Regions from separate parts of the Homo sapiens genome. Here regions 2, 3 and 4 are each linked to region 1. Evidence: chromatin contacts called from ENCODE Hi-C or POLR2A ChIA-PET data. All regions are on one chromosome and are shown on one strand. The core of a region is the stretch at or near the end of the contact, and the rest is flanking DNA. Distances in the headings are between cores, read along the strand shown.

Region 1 (4,510 bases), core at 971-3,470:
TGATGCACTCTAGAACCGCTAATTACGTCCATCTCACCCCCAGCTATTTGTTATCTCTTTCCTTCTCCAGACTGAGAGATGGAGGAGGGAAGTCAACCTGGCTTGTCCGAGGGGTGCAGGATAGCCTGCAGGAGCCCTGCCCAGACTTTGAATGTAACTCTCCCAGTCACAGCTTTTCAGGGGCCATCTCACCTGAGTCACCATGGGGACAAAGTACAGGAGGAACTTGCCTTACCCTGCTCATGGGAGACTCCATCACAAGATCGTGTCTCCTGCAGGAACAGGGGGCCCAGGAGACTCAGGATCCCACTCTGGCTCTGCCTAGAGTGTCGCATCCTAGAGAACAGGAGGATACCCTCGGGCAGCCCTTGCCTCTTACAGAATCAACACGGTCAACAGGAAGATGAGAGGCGGGACTGGCTGGCTTGAAGTCCTGTCCAGCCCAGCCACTTATGATTGGGTTACCAATGAACACCTAGCCCCTGCGTGAATATTCAGAGGTTGGTGAAGTGCACCCTCCTCAACCCTCACCTCCTGCTACCCACACAGGACACCAGTCCTCAGTTTGGTCTGGGGAGTCAAGCTGCCTGAGCTTGAATCCCACCTCCACTTTCTACTGGCTATGTGACCTTGGGCAAGTTATTTAAGCTCTCTGCTCCTCAGTTTCCTCACCTATAAAATGGGGACAATGCTATTACCTACCTCAGACAGTTGCTGGGAGTGGTTCTAAGAGAGGTAACAGATATACAGTGCTTCCAACTGTGACTGATAGACAGTAACCACTCAAAAAATGTTAGCAATCAAAACGCTTTAGAGTTTAGCCACTGCTCCTAGCCCTGCCCTCTGCAGCCATTGTCTATCTCAACAGCAGGAAATCTGCTAGGGCTGGGGCACACTGAGCACTGTGCCAGGATGCCCACCACCTGGGGATGGGTGAGGAGATGGGCTGGTGGAACCCTGGAACCCTGCTCCTGCACTGTTTCCTGGGAGAAGAATTTGTGCCTGCTCCCAAGTGCAATATATGGAGCCCCATGACTTAGAGTCAGAAAGATATGCCTTTAAGTGCCTGCTCCTTATTGACTCTCCATGAGACCTTCATAAGGGTGAATTCCTTAAGCTCTGGGTGTCGATTTGTTCATTTTGAAAATGGAAATCAGAGTATGCACCACTTGCTGTGTTAGGGGAAAGATTAAATTGCTAATGCCTAAGACCTGATAAACACCACTGGCACCACACTAAGGATTCATCTTGGGTCGTAAAAAGTGACATTCTGCTCTTATCATAAAGAGCCCCCCGCCCCACCTCCACAACCCTATTTCGAATAAAGGACATACCAGTTTCTGCAAATTTGGTCTTATTTAAAGCCAAGCAGAGGTGGCTTTTATGTGATGTGACATAAAAATTCAGACTGAGCCCTGTTTTGCTTTCTCTTTTGGCTGCTAACTTGACCTAGCTGCCTTTCTTCCCCTCACACCACGGGAGTTCGGGTTGCCAGGTAAAATCAGCACAAGTCTAACACTTCCTGTCAGCTCAACCTGAGTTTCTTCCACTTATGCTGTCTGCAGTGGCTTCGGCATCCCGAGCCAAGGGGCCAAGGGTGATGTGTGGCTGTGCTGACACATCCCCTTCCCCTTGAGTAGCCCTGGGACCTGGGATGCGGGAGAGGGAGCAAGTGAGCCAGTGCTCAGAGAACAGCCACCTACAGACCCCTAGGCAGGAGACCCCAAAAGGCCGCACTTAGCCTCCACAAAGAACCAGGCCCTCTTCCTCAGCGGAACCATTTCCAGAACGCAAAGCATCCTCTGGGGAGGTCCAGCTGCTGTGCCTTTGCCACTTCTCAGTGCTGAGCTGGTTTGGCAGGGAATGTGGCAGGCAGCAGTTGGCAGTCACAAGGGTCAGAGGAGCATTCTGTGGCATTTATACAGAGTCACGTTTCTGACTTGACTGAAAGTAGAATCTTTAATAATATATAGGTTTTAAGTGACTGAGGGTTGCTCTTGCCAAATCCTAGCATAAAGCATATTTTTACAGCTGGGATGATAAATCCCTGAAAGACGGCACTTACCATGGAAACGCTGACACAGCCTTTCATTCCCTTCACAGTGATTAAAATCCTTATTTCAATTTGTTTTTCTTTATTTTGAGCTAGAGTCATTTGCAAGCCCAGGAATACATCTCTCTGTGAAAGAAAACGAAATGCTGCCCTCTGTCAGAAATAAAATGAAACTGTTCTTAACTCACTGCAGTGGTACAAATCTCGCCTTGAAGAATCATGAAAACCCAGGAAATCAGGCTTTCTAGCCAGAGTAGAAACTCCTGCAGAACTTACCTTGTTTCCTAGGGAAAGTAAGACAGAGACAGGAAGGCAGGCAACCAACGGTGTGTTATCAAACCAGGGGCCACTATGGGCATCTGGAGATTTAGCCTTTGAGGAATTCCGGGAGCCATTGCAGCCAGTGCACATCAGGACCATCCTGCCTACAAGGTGGGATGCTCTGGGGTGTTTGTTCGCCAGTTCCCACCAGTCACTGGTTTCAAGCTGCCGCACATCAGTGCTTATGCATTTCTGGCCTGCTGCTCATTGCGGGCTCCAATGGCCAGAGGGAGCCCTCAGGCAAAGAGATGCAGATTTGGCAGTTGGAGGCCCAGCCCTTGTGCTGGTGAGGCTTGAGTGCATATAGGGAGCCCTGATCTGTCCACTGATCCCACTCTCCATTATCCCTTTTATGCTTCTTTGGACTGTTTTATTTGCAAGTATATTTAATATGGTTTGGATGTTTGTCCCCTCCAAATCTCATGTTGAAATGTAATCCGCAGTGTTAGAGGTGGGGCCTAGTGGAAGGTGTTGGGGTCAAGGGGGCAGATCCCTGATGAATGGCTTGGTGCCCTCCCCATGGTAATGAATGAGTTCTCAATCTTAGTTCACAGGAGAGCTGGCTATTTAAAGGAGGCTGGCACCTCTTCCTCCCTCTCTTGCTCACTCTCTCGCCCTGTGACATGCTGGCTTCCCTTCCCTCCTGCCATGACTAAAAGCTTCTTGACGCCTCATCAGAAACCAAGCAGATGTGGGCTCCATGCTTCTTGTACAGTCTGCAGAACTGTGAGTCAAATAAACTTCTTTTCTTTATAAATTACCCAGTCTCAGGTATTCCTTTATAACAACACAAAATAAGCTAACACAATATTTCATTCCCTTGGGGTTCAGGGAATTCCCTCTGTTTATCCAAGTCTTATCATCCGTGCTGAACCAAAAGCTCAGTGATCCTACTAACCAAATGCCCAGGAATGTCTTTCTACCTTTCCAAATCTTGTAATTGGAAAATCCATAATTGACCTGGCCACATGTCTTAATTTGCCAGTGAGATCTCAGCAGTGTTTCTCATTTAATAGCTGATGTGGTCTCAAATTTCCCAACCTAACAAGGCTTCATTCAACTCTGCAGATCATATTAGAACTTGGCCTAATGAGACCTGAGCATTTCCCTGATTCTGCACATGGTCAGAGCTTGGCAACAGGGTTTTCCAGAGTGTTCCACAGATAATCAGTCTGGAGAGATATTCCTCAGAATGGGGATTCAGAGATGAGATAAGCCTGGTAACATCACTAGGTATAGCACCCTCTTAAAGATCATAAGGCCCACCAGGATATTAAAGGCTCTGAGAAGTCCTGCAGGGAATAAATCCAATTAGCTTTGTTTAACTCAATGTTTCCCAACTTATTTCATCACTGGACTAGTTCTTCACGAAACATCTATTATCATCCTGTAACATACCAGATATAGTACACTTAACTGGATTTGCCTTTTATTTGTTTTCCCCCCTTATTTTAGTGAATTTTAAAAATATTTTTATTATACAAGTATGACATGTTTTGTAGAAAGACTGGGCCGGAGGCAGTGGCTCACGCCTGTATTCCCAGCACTTTGAGAGGCCAAGGAGGGCAGATCATGTGGTCAGGAGTTCGAGACCAGCCTGGCCAACATAGTGAAACCCCATCTCTACTAAAAAAAAAAAAAAAAATACAAAAAATGAGCATGGTGGTGGGTGCCTGTAATCCCAGCTACTTGGGAGGCTGAAGCAGGAGAAGTGCTTGAACCCGGGAGGCAGAGTTTGCAGTGAGCTGAGATCGTGCTTTTGCACTCCAGCCCGGGCAACAGTTCGAGACTCCGTCAAAAAAAAAAAAAAAAAAAGACTGAAAAAATACAAATAAGGAAAAAAGGAAGAAAAGGCACCGTGACATAATTACTGTGAACATTTTGGGTTCCGGAAGCGCATGTGTCCATGTTTCAGCATTCCTTTGTGAGAAGCAGTTTTTACTATAACAAAAATTAATCTGTCTTCCCAGATTATATTCGGTTTTATGACCCTTGATTCTAAGTAGCAGATTTCATAAAAGAAAACACACATTCTTCTAGCCAGCAAAAGCCAAAGAACCATTCTGAATTATTTCCAAAACCCCAGGTGGAGGAAAATTCCTCTACCATATGTTGCACCTTTTATGGGAAGTGGCA
Region 2 (4,510 bases), core at 728-3,227, 230 kb before region 1:
CCTCAACCTGATGAAGGGCATCTATGAAAAGTCTAAAACTGGTGTCATACTTAGTGATGAAAGACTGAATGCTTTCCCCTTGGTATAAGGAACAATAAAAGGGTGTCTATTCCTACCACTTCTTTTCAACATTATGCCGAATGTTCTGGCCAGCGCCATCAAGCAAAAAAAAAAAATAAATAAATAAATTAATAAAAGGCATTCAGAATAGAAAGGAAGAAGTAAAAAACTGTCTACTCACAAATGACATGATCATCTGCACAGAAAATCTGATGGATCTGCAGAAACTAGAAGTCGTCATTTGCAGGTTGTCTGTGGCTGCTTTTGCACCCCAGTGGGAAAGTTGAGTCATTGTGACAGAGACTATATGGCCCAAAAGCCTCAAATATTTACGTCCAGCCTTTTAATAATATTTTGCCAACCCCTGTTCTATAGATTCAGTATAATCCCAATAAGAATCTAAGTAGGCTTTTTTTTTTTTGTAGAAGTTGATGAACTTGCTTCTAAAATTCATATGGAAATGCAAAGGACCTAGAATAGCCAAAGCTTTTAAAAAGAAGAACACAATTGGAAGACTACTTGATTTCAAAGCTTATTATACAGGGGGGAATAGTGTAGATTAACGGAGCAGAATAGAGTTCGGTGATAACCTCACACATGTATGTACTACTGATTTTTGACAAAAGTGCAAAGACCATGCAGTAGAGAATAGTCTTTTCAATAAACGGTTCTGGAACAATTGGATATTCATGTGCAAAAAAATGAACATGGACCCATACATCATACCAAAATGGATTATAGACGTAGATGTAAAATCTAAAATTCTAAATCTTCCAGAAAAAAAGATAAAATATTTGAGATCTTACATTAAAATATTTGAGACCTTACATTAGGCAAAGATTTCTCAGCTACAATTCCTAAAGTATGATCCATAAACGTATGATCCACAAATCGATAAATGACACTTCATCAAAATTTAAAACTTCTGCCCTTCCAAATCTTGTCATCTATATAATGAGAAAGCTAAAAGAAAAGCAGGAGAATCTGCTAGAAAACTTTCCTAGGGTCCTCTGATTGTTAAAAAACTGATAATTACCCTGATAATTACCTGATAATAACATTGATTATTACCATCTCTGGGCTGGAGATGAACTGTATTAGAGAATTCAGCTACCCACCCTCTTCCCTCTCACCTCAGTCCCCCTTACCTTGTACCCTTTCTTCACTAGGAGAAAAAGCCAAGCAGCAAAAGAGTCCAGCAAAATCATAGTTTCCTAAAATAAGAAAACTTTTTACGAAAAGCCACATAAGAGTGGACCTCTCTTGAATACCAGAAGATATGGAAATTTAGGCAATTGGGAAGAAAAGTGGTTTGGAGCCAAGCAGCACTCCTAGATTTTTACCCTAAGACCTAAGCTTATTAGTGGTAGGACCTTGCCCATGTCAGTTACTACATCTGTAAATGGGAACACTGTGAGAATTAGAGATCAGGGCTTCAAAGTGCACCCCCACCCCTCCACCCGGGGCAGCTCAAGGTGGCCTTCTCTTAACCACTGTTGCGTTTTTCAGTTGTGCCAAGATAGGCTGCTTAGGTTTCTTCACTACCATGGGAAATGATTCTGTAAAATGGGAAAACTAAATGCAAGTGTAAGGGCGTTGTTGTTGTCGTTTTCACTGTTTCCTATAAATTCTACATCTTCTTACTGGAAGAGAAGATCTAGGCTCTAACTCTTTAGAGGAGATTAAACATTCCTGTGCAGGATGGAAAAAATTCAGGAAGGGAGCCAGGAAAACAAATATCCTGAAGAGGCTTAGGGTCAAGAGGTGAGGGTGGGAGAATTTGACACAAGGGAAAAAGAAAAATGCAGAGCTACTGGTGGTATATTTATGACAGGAAGGTTTTCCCATAGAGGATAGAGCTGGACTTTTCAAGGGGTGGCTGCCTGCCAGGCCTTAGTACAAGAAGAAGAGATCATAGGCAGGTCACAGGAAATGTGCTGCTGACCATGAGAGGTGGTGATGCCTGGGGGTAGGGACCAGAGGGGGACAACGTCTAAGGCCCCTCTTCCAGGGAGGCCAAACAGGAAGGATGTTGTCTCATTAGCACGGATTTCCAAGATGTGAAAGCATATCTACCAACACTTATCAGGCCTACCAGCCACCCTAAACTTCCCCCAATTCTCATGCAAATGAAGTGACAGAAAAAAAAAGTTATGATACCCTGTGAGTGTTCACAGCCTTTTCCCACCCCCAGGGGTGTTCATTCTCTCCTAGCTCAGTTCCTAGGCTTATGTATAGGGCAGAAAAATTAGGGGCTGGGCAGCAGGTAGAGGGGGTCTTGAGGTGCCATTGTCTTGCTCTGGAAAAGGCCAAGATCTGGAAATGGAGGGGTTAGGGGTAGAGAGAGAGACCAAAGTCTCTGAGCATTGGAGGAGGAGATTGGAAAGGGGAACCTTCATGGTGTAGGTAACAGGAGGGTTTTGCTTGCTTGCTTCCCAACATCACCTTTTGTAACATCCCAGAGTTACAAAAGGCAATGTTGAAAACTGGGAAAAGAATAAAAAAGAAATGAAAATATGTGCCCATGGTAAATGCAGGAGACATGGAGACCAGTGTGGCTGGAGGGAAAGAGAGGAGGGCTATGGAGAGTTGGCCAGGGATTTGCAGGAAGGAGCCTTGCACACAGGGCTGTTGCCTTTATCCCAAAAGCCCAGGAAGCCACCGAAGGGGCTTGAGCGTACGTGTATCATCTTTAGATTTATGTTTAGGTTACATCAAAAAAGACAGATTGGGGATGTGGCCAGAGAGGGTATAAGTAAACCAGTAAGAAGATGGTTCCAGGAGTTTCTGTGATGGATTTATGTGAAGGTGGTCAAAATGTAGAGAAGTAGACAAATTTGAGAAATGATTAGGAGATCAAGTCAATCAAAACCAATCTTGGTTTTCCGAGGCTCCAGAGCCATGCTCTGGGGTGAATGGCTGTGCACTTCACTTGATGGAAGGATAGCCTTGCTTCGGAAGATGATCTTGAATTTAGTGTTGTTAATTTATTAACATCCAAGGGAAATATGAGGTAGGCATTGGTTATGTGAGTGTAGAATTCAGAGGAAAGTCTGGGCTGGAATAAAGACATGTGCATGATCTGCATGTAGATGTGGCTGAGGCCATGGGTGTGCATGGTCTCTCTCAGGGAGAGCACATAGAGCCTCACTGTCCACAGTAGCCTGTGGCCATCTGTGCCTATTTGGATTTAAATTAGTTCAAATTAAATCAGATTAAAAATTCAGTTCCTCAGTTGCACTAAGCAAAATGAGGACCAGGAAATGCCCCCTTGGATTTAACAATATGGCGGTCACGGGTGACCCTAGAGGGAGCTATTTTAGTGGATGAATAGGGCCAGGAGCCAATGTGGAGTGGTTTGGGGAGCTAGAGTTGAAAAAGCAACCAGGATAGACAACTTAAATGCATTTGGCTGGAAAAGAGAGGAGAGAAATAGAATGTCGACTGAAGAGTGAGCAGGGATGAGGAGTGGAGAAGAGGGCTTTGTTTGTAGGTTTAATAAGAGAAACTAGTGTGTATGTTTAATAGCCAGTGGGCAATAGCCGAATTCTAGGAATTTGTCCCTTAGATTTACTCACATATATATAAGGGGATAAACACACGTGTGTGAGCAGCAATGGTTTAAAAACAACCTAAATAGCCTGGTTCAGAGCACTGGTTAAATGAATTCTCTTGTCCATACAATGGAATTATTGCAGCCATTCTAAATAAAAAGAGCTTTCTACAGTTCCTGATATGGGATCATCTCCATGATTTATCAGGCTGATTTTGCAAGATGCAGAACAGGATATATTATTGCCATTCTTTGTATTAAAAACAAGAGGATAGATGTTCCAGAGGTATCCTACACTGATATTTATTTTTTTAAACCACACACACTGAAAGAATGATCAAGAAAATTGCTGCTAAGATGGGGAACTGGGGAATAAAAGTGTGGGTAAATGTTTTTTTCACAGTATTTTTATACTGCTTGATTTGACTTTTTAAAAACTATGTACTTGTATTTTAACAATAAAATTTTTTTTTAAAGTCAGTGAGAAAGATTCAGTTGAGAGAGAGAAGTTAAATAATCAGGAGACAGGAGGGAGAGGGCCCACCTCCTGCCTCTCTGGTGAGGACCCTGTGATACTTTATTACTCCACTGACCAGAAGCTCCATGAAATCAGGTGTAGTTTTACTTAAAATGAGTTTTTGTGATACTAGAGTATCTTAGATCTAGGTAGATATCACCCATCCCATATTATCTATTGCTAGGTAACAAATTACCCCCAGACTTCACAGCTTATGACAAACATTTGCTCTCTCACAGTTTCTTTGAATCTACACATGGCTTACTTCAGTGCCTCTGACTCAGGATCTCTCTCAAGGCCACAGTCAAGGTGATGGCTGAGGCTGCAGGCATCTCAAGGCTCACCTTAGGGAGGATCCATTTCCAGGCTCACTCCCCTGG
Region 3 (4,510 bases), core at 644-3,143, 170 kb before region 1:
GCCAGGATGGTCTCGATCCCCTGACCTCATGATCCATCCACCTCATTTTCCAGACTTTTTATTTCTCTTCTTACTTTACTTTTGTCTTTGAATAATTTTACTTTTTCATCCCAAGGGCCAAAGGAAAGAGATAAAAACAGGCCACTCAACAGAGCGCTACGACTTTAACCAAATTATTTTAAAATGTGTTCCCAATCTTTAAAATGGAAGTACTAATAGTAATCTACTTTCTTGTAAAGCTGCTGTGGACATTAAATGAATTAAAACAGAATCCATGCTAAGTATTCAGCACAGAGAAAACATTCAAAGGTGGCTGCTGCTGCCCTGCCCTGCTTCATCTGTGGCAGGCACTGTTCTTGGCATAGCAGACAGAGATGAGTAAGAGATGCCCTTGCCCTTACAAGCCTCCCAAGCCACTAAGGATGCTCCAGTGGAAATTAGTGAAACAGATGTGGGAAACAGACAGTAGGTAAGTTCAAGCAGGCACAAAGCCAACACAGTTTGAGATGGGAGAGAGAAGAAACAGGGAAAGCTTCTTATTCTTAGTAATTCAGGTTTTTTTTAAAAAAAGGTGATGATTCAGGAGCTTGGGTCCCCAGAACTAGACATCTGGTATTATAGGACTAAGAATGGCATCAACAAAAATTATCCACCATATTCCTCCACAAATGGGGGTGGGAAGTGGTACCTGTCTTAATATAACATTCATTTTAAGCCAGGCACAGTGGTGCATGCCTACAGTCCCAGCTAGCAGGAAGCCTAAGGTGGGAGGATCACTTGAACCCAGGAATTTGAGTCCACAGTGTGCTAAACCACATCTGTGAATAGCCATTGTGCTCTAGCCTGGGAAACATAGCCAGACCCCATCTCTTAAGAAAAAAGAAAAACCATTCATTTTAGAGAATATTTTAAATTATCTTTTTCCATAAGAAAAAAAAAAAAACCGTGTTAACAAAACTACAAACTCCTAAGGTATAGACCACAGCCTCAGCTTGAGATCCTAAGACTGCAAGGGATCACTGAAACCGTAAATGGGGGATGGGGGTGTAATGGAGCGAAATGTACAGGGGACCTTATTATAATCATTTCCAAAAAATGTTAATGGAACTGTCTCTTCATATTAAAGATCCACGGGTTAACAAACATCAACCATCTGAATCAAATATCATATAGATACAACTATCTGAAGTGTATGTTTTTATTTCAGACCCAGCTATAGGCACTTGGTTAATAAAAATGAAAAAAAGGAAATATTTAATAAATGTAATTGGCTTGGTTTAAAAAAAAAAAACCCAACTCATGGAACTATGGGAAGGAGTAAAGAGATAATGAAGTTTTTCATAATATAAAGGGTGGGAGTTACAAGTTCCCCTTACTGGCTGCCTTCAAGCTAGCTGGAAATAAGGTCACAGAAATGAGCACTGAAGTCTCATCTGGCTAACACTCAGCAGGTCTATATAATATAACTGAATTATGCTATTTCTAGGGTTGGGGTAGAGTTCAAGATCAAAATGAAAACAAAACAGAATAAAAGAACATGCTAATCATTCATCTGAGGAAAAGCAAATGCCAACAGGGTGGGGAGGGGACTTCAGGACTACTGAGAGGTTTCCTAAAAAGTCATTTCTAAACTGAATTATCTATACAACAAAAGAGGAGGATTAGAAAATAATAAAAATGGGAAGTCCAGAAGAAGGATTTTAGGTAGAAACCTCTATTTTTTTCCTTTTATCAGCTTTCTTTTATCAGTATAGCCATAAATAATGAAAGAAGCAATAGAACTAGAATGTTCTAAAACCACAGCAGATAAAATAGGGGCACCTTTTACAAGACCACTTCACAGCTGCCAGGATTTATGCAATCACTTTTCAGTTCCAACTACGGTCACAAGACACTGACATATGACCTAACACTAATGTAGAAGGCAATGCTTTCTTAGAATAGCAAGTACTGTTTCAGAAGTGTGTAGGTCCCAGGAGTTCTATAATAAAACCTAAGACCTTTGCTTTTTGTACAACACTGAGAAACCTAATTGCCCATGTTTATCCATCTGAATTCCTATTTACACAGAAGAACTACTTGTCTGCATTCAAAATCATGTAGAGCTTTGGTTACTAAAGATTCTTTCTTGTAAAACAAGATCAGTGGTTAGTTTTAAGGAACATGACTAGAAAGCATTCCAAAAGTAGAAAACTGTCAGATCATCTGAACTAACAGCATACGAAAGAAGCAGAAGAGGAATGAAGAACTTGGACAAGTTTTTTAGATCTATTTTCTGATATGTCTAGTATTCCTGGTTTTATCGATACTCTAGTTAGAAGCAAGGTTTTATTATTTAACAGGGAAATGTTTCCTTTTCCCCTAGAAAGAACGAATGCCATCATCTGATACCTACTTTAAAACACTCCTTTCCCAGATCTTAATTCATCTAAATGTCCCTTGGGGACTTCAAAAATCAATGCTGCTAAAACTAAGCTTATCATTTTTTTCCCCCAAGTTTATTTCTCCCCATCTACCCTGGTGGGTACAGTCTAAACTTAGGAGACATCCCAGACTCCCTACTCTGAGGGTCCTCTGACTTCCAGATCAAGAAGGCACTGCCAATTCTATGATGTGCTTCAAATCCTCCAATGATCCTCATCTTCCCCAAGGTCTTCCCACACTGCCCTCCAACTCAGAAACCTGGGCTACCTAACAATTTCAGCATCATTACAATGGGCTGTGATTACAGATATTCTATTTCCCTCCAATACTTGGAGCTCCTTGAGCACAGAATAGGGCCTTCTGTTGAGCAGGCCCTAGTCTACACTCAGCCAGGGCCTGCTCAACACAAGTTTGCTGAATGAAAACCTGAAATTTTTCAAAAGAGTTCTGCAAATATTGTGGGGCCCCCTCAAAAGACAGCTAAAGCAGAGTTTTAGGGTACAGAGGAAGGTGGTGGTTATTCCCAATCCTACACACACACACACATACACAAAGCTAAGAAGAAAAGGAGACTAAGAAGTGCTCAGAGCAGACTGTGGTGGGATAAATCAGGGAAGATAAGCTGCAGTTTATTTCAGTCACCTTTTTAAGGCCCTGTGCAAACTTGTTTTTTCAAGTTAAAACAGAAAAAGTTCAAGAAGTCAAAGTGTTATCAATCACATATTGTGGGACTGCACACATTCACACAAATCCAAACCAGACAAGCAGCAGACACCCTTCCAACTCAGCATTCCTTCATAAAATCATTTTACAAACCTGCTGTTGGTACCACTCAGGAAAAGTACAAATGAAAACGGAAAGATAAGATGGCGAAAACATCATACTTGGGCGATTTCTTTCAGTGTGGCCTAATGAAAATAGCATGCCTGGCCTAAAGCTTCAGAGAGACCTGGTTCAAATCCTCTGATGGCTGCTTAGCTGAGTTTCAATATGGATACTCATCCAAGGGGGGACCCATTGGAGAACTGCTTCACCAGGGATACAGAGTGGCTTTTTAAATTTAGTTTCAAGCAGTGATTTCACATTTCAAATTTCCCACAAGATTATGACAAATGCAATGCAATTTTTAGGCTTATTATATGGTTAACTTCGAACTAGAAAGAAGAAACATTTAAATTTAGCACCACATCTAAAAATGTCCAATTCTATTTGTCTAGTCAGTCAAATGCAACTAGATTAGAGACCTATATGAATCAGCATTTTATAAATTTGGAGTGTCCATCAACTAAACGTTTTAGTTTGACAGCTAGTGGAGTATTTTGATGTTTTCTTAAGTTGATGTTAAAAACACAGTCTTTTGGGCCGGGCACGGTGGCTCACACCTGTAATCCCAGCACTTTGGGAGGCCAAGGCGGGTGGATCACGAGGTCAGGAGATCGAGACCATCTTGGCTAACACAGTGAAATCCTGTCTCTACTAAAAATACAAAAAATTAGCCGGGCGCGGTGGCGGGCACCTATAATCCCAGCTACTCAGGAGGCTGAGGCAGGAGAATGGTGTGAACCCGGGAGGCAGAGCTTGCAGTGAGCCAAGACAGCGCCACTGCAGTCCAGCCTGGGTGAAAGCGCGAGACTCCGTCTCAAAAACAAAAAAAACAAAACCAAAAAACACAGTCTTTTGTGTGAGGCTGAGGTGTGCTAACATAAGATGAATATACAAGCTATTAAAACACCAGTTGATAAAAATCACCTGCTGCAAATGGCAGGCTAAGAAAATGGGTTCTCTTTCAAAAAGCAAAGAAAGTTTAATGAAACAAAGCTTTCTGGGCACTGGGGATAAAAATCAAGCAAGGTATGTTCTTTAACAGAAGATACATTATGCAGGTTTCTCTAAAATGTTTAAGCTTGCCAGGAAACTAACTTCCTCATTTGAGAGTAAAGAGAAATGAACTTTAAATAGCAAATTTAATATAACAAATTTCAAAATTCAAAATATTAGCTCTTGAAATGTTTGTTTTGGCTAGTTCTCCATGCATAACACCTAAATTAGACATGTGGTTTTAAAATGTATGCAACCTATTTTCCTG
Region 4 (4,510 bases), core at 1,473-3,972, 140 kb after region 1:
TTCTGCTCCACTGTTTTGTAAGGTTAAGGGAAATCTAAGATTGAACTGATTTTTTACCCTGCCTGGCTGCCCTAAGAATTCTTTCTTTTTCTTTAACATCCAGTAACATTCCTAAGATCTATCAGTGTTGACTGTTTCGGGTCAGCTTTTCTTGGCGTGCAATATGCCCTATTAGAAAAGGTAAACACAAGTCTTTTTATTTCATGAGAATTTTCTTGAGCTAAATATTAAATATTTCTTCCATTCCATGACTTTATTTTACTTTTTTCTTTAGGCTCTTCAATTATGTACACGGTGGCTCTCCTTTATCTTCCTTATATGTTTCTTACCTTCTCTTTAATCCTTTCTAACTATTTTCATTTCATTTTGTTCACTGTTCTTGTTTTTATACTCTATTTGACTTACTGTGTTTTACCTAATATTTATTCACCCTTTCTGTTATTTTCCACTTTTCCCTACTTCTTTCCAGCTCATATTTCACATCTTTCCATTTTACCATTTTTTCTTGAGTTCTTGCATTTCTGCTTTGTGGTATTTATTCACAGAGGGTACTTTAAGTTTTAAAAATTCATTGTGATAAGATTGCTCAAAATTCCACTGTCTCCAGGTAATATTTTCAGGTGGCCAGCCCTCATCTGTTAAGAAACATTGCTGTTCTTTGTCTCCTTTTTTCTCACAGTATCTCTGCATAGATGCTGGACTGTTTTTATTGTATGAGTTGGACCAGTCAATTGAAAGAGGTTCCTGTAGAACCCCGGTGGAATTTGAAATCAACCGGTTTTCATGATGCAGATGCTTTCTTCTTCTCATCTACCCCATGACCAGGCTGCATCCTGCAAATATGGCTTGTTGGCATGGCTCTTTATGTATCACAGTGTCCTCTGCTTTTCTAATCCCAATAGTCCAGCTGGATCCTCTGAGCCACTAAACTTGCCCCCATCCCATTTCCACACCCTCTTTTGCAGACAAGCGGGGGATGGTGATTCTGCTCCTCAGGTGTGTCACTCACCTTCCGGCATATTTCATTGGTGCTTTCTGAGATCTGCCAACTTGGGCTCCCTCTTCCACTCTTTCTCACTTCCTCCAACACTGCACCTGCATGAAACTGGCTGCTTCTTACGCTGTTCCCAAGTATTTTGGTGACTGCCTCCTAATTTATCTGAAAAAGGAATTTGCATTTTGTCTTCCATCTTCTTTGTTACTTTCTGCTAGTTCCAGGGTAAGGTGAGGATGCAGAGTTTATGCTGCCGTGTTTACACCAGCAGTCCTCAATGGTACTTTTTTAAGAAGAAAGGAGTGTGCCCTTACCGAATGCAGTGACTAATCAGCCCTCAGAGCAACGACCTTTTTCCAACTTCCGTGCTCAGGAGCCACAGCACCCAAACAGACCTGAGAATTCCAAGAATTTTGTTCCTGCTGCACACTTCCACAAGATTTATTCACCAGCTTTGTGTGAATCGAGTGCAGCCTCCAGGCTGATCACTTAGCCGCATTCTTCTGGAAAGACCACCCTTGAAGCCCTTTGGAGTGACATGGACCAGGAAGTGAGGTGATCCACCTATCCCAGTTAGACTTCTAAGAGTGAAGGAGAGAGGGAGGGACCACAGGGTCACCTAGCAGTTCTCCACTTTCTAATTTATTCACCATCTCATCCTCTCTCCTATGGATTCCCATCCTTCTGTTTCCAATCTGGCTAAAAGGTAGCACTGTCCACCCAGATACCCAAGCCAGAAATCTGGGCCTGACCTTCATTCCACCTTTCCTCTGCCCCATACATCTAAGTCTTGCAAATTTTTCCTCCTAAACAGCTCTTGAACCAATCCGTTTCTCATTAGACCCTCTGTGACTGAGCCCAGGCACCCTCTTCTTTACCAGGACACGTGCAACAGCCCCCTTTGCTCCCACTCCTGCTCCTCTGCAGGCCACTTGCCACAAACTGGATCATATCCTTCAAAGTCTCCTTAGAGAACACCTAAATGCCGGAAGTGCTCTAGCCATGCTAAACTTCTTTCAATTCTGGACAGTGCCAGACCCACTCTGTCTCCACACCTTTATATGTGTTGATCCTTCTGCCTGAAATAGACCCCTCCTCCTGTTTCCATTGCTCAGGTCTCAGCTTAGACACCACCTCCCCCAGGAAGCCTTCCCCTGAGACTCCTCAATGAATTGGATGTCCTCGCCGTGTGCTCCCATAACACACTGTTCCTTCCCAAGCACACCCCTTTTCACTCTGTACTGGATTTGATCATTTAATGTCTGTCGCTCAATGGATGGGTTGATCCATGCAGGCAGGACATGGGCTCACAATTGCATCTCCAGACTATCACAGTGCCTGGCACGTGAGAAGCTCTCTGCAAAATGAGCTGTCAGATAAGAGGGGTTATCAGGGAGGTGGAAACACTGTTCCCTGGCCTGTGGCACTGCACGTCTGCTGGTGAAGAGGGCTCCTCCAATCTCCAAGGCTCTTTTCTGTTTGGAAAGCCAGCCACCCCCACCCACTACCCAACACAGCAGATGCTTTTTGTGCCCCATTATTTTAAAATGTACCCAGAGTTTGTTTCAAGCAAACACTGCACCTGCAGTGTTTGGTAAGACACAGAGACACAAAAATAATTGCCATGAAATAAGTTTTTGATATATTCACAGTCAGCTAGAAACAGGAAGTACGGCATGCCACACAGGGCCACAGGAGCTGAGATGGGCAGGCAAATTGCGAGAGCAAATGCAGCTGAAGCCTTTACTGTGGTTTTCACAGTACGGAATGAGCAAAGAAAGTTAAGCTAACTGAAATTGAATAATTTCAGCAGGCTCTGGGCTATAGGTGATAGAGCAGAGGACAGACAGAAAGCTGATAAAAGAAGATGGGTGATATAGACTCAGAATTGGTTGGTTTGCACACGAAAGGTATGCTCACAGGCCAGTTGATTACTCTCTCTTCTTAAGAATTAGCTAACCCTCGGAGGGGCAGTCCTTCCCTAAGTCCACAAGGCACCAGACACCAGAGCATAAAAAACCAGAAAATAAGAGAATATAGTGAACACACCCACGTTATGTCCCCGTGGCCCCCGATTGACTCCAGCTGCCCCCACAGCAGACAATCCTCCTGTGTACTGCCGGTCCCCACCTCAAGGACCTGATCACTCCTGCTTTCTTGCCTGCTGTGCCAGGAAGCTCAGGGGAAATTAACACATCTGGTGACAGCCCTCAAGCAATAAGGGACAAAAGTCAGTGGGTAAATAAGCCAATCTCCCTCTTGAGAGGCATTCAATATCATTGCAACTAACAGTGCTCAGTAGGTCTGAGCCTCTTTTCTATAAAACAAATGATGCCTTGTCACCCCCTAAGATACATTTATCTGATGATTTTTCTGAAGTGAGATCCTAAATTTCTGTCCCAATTAGATATGCTTTTAATTTGGTCTATATTGCTATTTTAGAAAACACACAGGTACTACATGCATAGATATGCACTGTTAAAAACCCATATACCAAATAAATCAGGGCAAAATCGAACATCTCCTTCTCCTCCCCAGAGGAAGCCACAGTTAGCAATTAGGGTGTGCATCTTCTCAGGCTGTTGCTTTTCTTTGCATTATAACATATGCATATGTCACAGTATATTAGTTTCCTGTAGCTGCCATAACAGATTACCACTGACTTGCTGGCTTAAAACAACATAAATGTATTCCCTCACAGTTCTGGAGGCCAGAAGTTCCACATCAGTTTCACCGGGTCAAAATCAAGGTGTCAGCAGGGCCGTGCTACCTCCAAAGGCTCTAGGGGAGAATCTGTTCCTTGCCTCTTCCAGCTTTTGGTGGCTGTCGGCATTCCTTGTCTTGTAGTCACATCACTCCAGTCTCCGCCTCCATGGTCTCCTCTTTTGTTTGTGTCAAATCTCCCTCTGCCTCTTACTTAGATGCATATTTGTGATGGCATTTAGGGTCCACCTGGGTAATCCACAGTAAGTTCCCCATCTCAAGATCCTAAATCAGATCTGCAAAGATCCTTTTTCTAAATGAGATAACATGCACAGCATTTGGGGATAATTTTTCAGCCTACTACACATGGTAATTATTTTCAGCATAAAGGAAATGACTATGCCACAACTTGCTTTGATTGACATAAGAGGCCCTGAAGCTTTTTCCGTATTTATCCATACAGAGGTGCTTTACTCTTTTTAACTGCTGCATAATATTTCACAATGTAAATGTGCCATGATTTCTTTACTCATCCTTCATCCTTTTTATTATAACAAACAATATTGCACTGAACATCCAATACATGCAGCTCTTGGAAAGAATCTAAAAATTTCTACAGAGGAGATGCCAAGAGAGGAAGTTGTTGGGCCCCACTCCTTCTCATTGCCCTTACCCTTTCATCATATATAAGTTACTATCTCCTTTAATCCTCACAACAACCTAGAGAAATGAGAATTATATAATTCCTATTTTACAACTGAGAAAACAGAAAGGTCCAGAGTGCCAATGTTTGCCCACGGCCATATAGCTGGC

Evidence for each region. Hi-C counts contacts between places; a loop is a spot of excess contacts on that map. ChIA-PET counts read pairs that join two places held with the same protein, here RNA polymerase II (POLR2A). Pooled maps may share reads with other maps.
Region 2: a loop to region 1 is called in a map of endothelial cell of umbilical vein, with 6 times the contacts of the local background. The contact joins two enhancer-like sites. A Hi-C loop is called at or near these places in 4 of 168 maps with a recorded cell type or tissue (endothelial cell of umbilical vein, heart left ventricle, heart right ventricle and 1 more) and 11 of 50 pooled maps. POLR2A ChIA-PET finds 5 or more read pairs at or near these places in 10 of 52 experiments (CD4-positive, alpha-beta T cell, CD4-positive, alpha-beta memory T cell, GM12878 and 7 more).
Region 3: a map of endothelial cell of umbilical vein shows a loop between it and region 1 (6-fold over the local background). The contact joins two enhancer-like sites. A Hi-C loop is called at or near these places in 1 of 168 maps with a recorded cell type or tissue (endothelial cell of umbilical vein) and 1 of 50 pooled maps. POLR2A ChIA-PET finds 5 or more read pairs at or near these places in 4 of 52 experiments (CD4-positive, alpha-beta T cell, OCI-LY7, activated CD4-positive, alpha-beta T cell and 1 more).
Region 4: a pooled map shows a loop between it and region 1 (3-fold over the local background). The contact joins two enhancer-like sites. A Hi-C loop is called at or near these places in 2 of 50 pooled maps. POLR2A ChIA-PET finds 5 or more read pairs at or near these places in 3 of 52 experiments (CD4-positive, alpha-beta memory T cell, activated T-cell and activated naive CD4-positive, alpha-beta T cell).

What each region holds. Positions count from the first base shown.
Region 1 is chr3:43,159,986-43,164,495 of GRCh38, reverse strand. No RefSeq gene overlaps it. Among named protein-coding and RNA genes, the nearest start is that of POMGNT2, 56 kb to the right of the region's middle. Within about 2 kb of position 2,220, at least 7 of the 41 ENCODE cell types and tissues checked have a DNase peak (open chromatin) inside an H3K27ac peak, as active enhancers do.
Region 2 is chr3:43,391,743-43,396,252 of GRCh38, reverse strand. The region is part of intron 12 of ANO10 (anoctamin 10); the gene reads left to right. Among named protein-coding and RNA genes, the nearest start is that of SNRK-AS1, 42 kb to the right of the region's middle. Within about 2 kb of position 1,977, at least 8 of the 41 ENCODE cell types and tissues checked have a DNase peak (open chromatin) inside an H3K27ac peak, as active enhancers do.
Region 3 is chr3:43,324,739-43,329,248 of GRCh38, reverse strand. All of the region lies in intron 3 of SNRK (SNF related kinase), which reads right to left. Among named protein-coding and RNA genes, the nearest start is that of SNRK-AS1, 25 kb to the left of the region's middle. RefSeq lists a silencer at 2,946-3,146. Within about 2 kb of position 1,893, at least 5 of the 41 ENCODE cell types and tissues checked have a DNase peak (open chromatin) inside an H3K27ac peak, as active enhancers do.
Region 4 is chr3:43,022,568-43,027,077 of GRCh38, reverse strand. The region is part of intron 1 of GASK1A (golgi associated kinase 1A); the gene reads right to left. Among named protein-coding and RNA genes, the nearest start is that of GASK1A, 46 kb to the right of the region's middle. Within about 2 kb of position 2,722, at least 3 of the 41 ENCODE cell types and tissues checked have a DNase peak (open chromatin) inside an H3K27ac peak, as active enhancers do.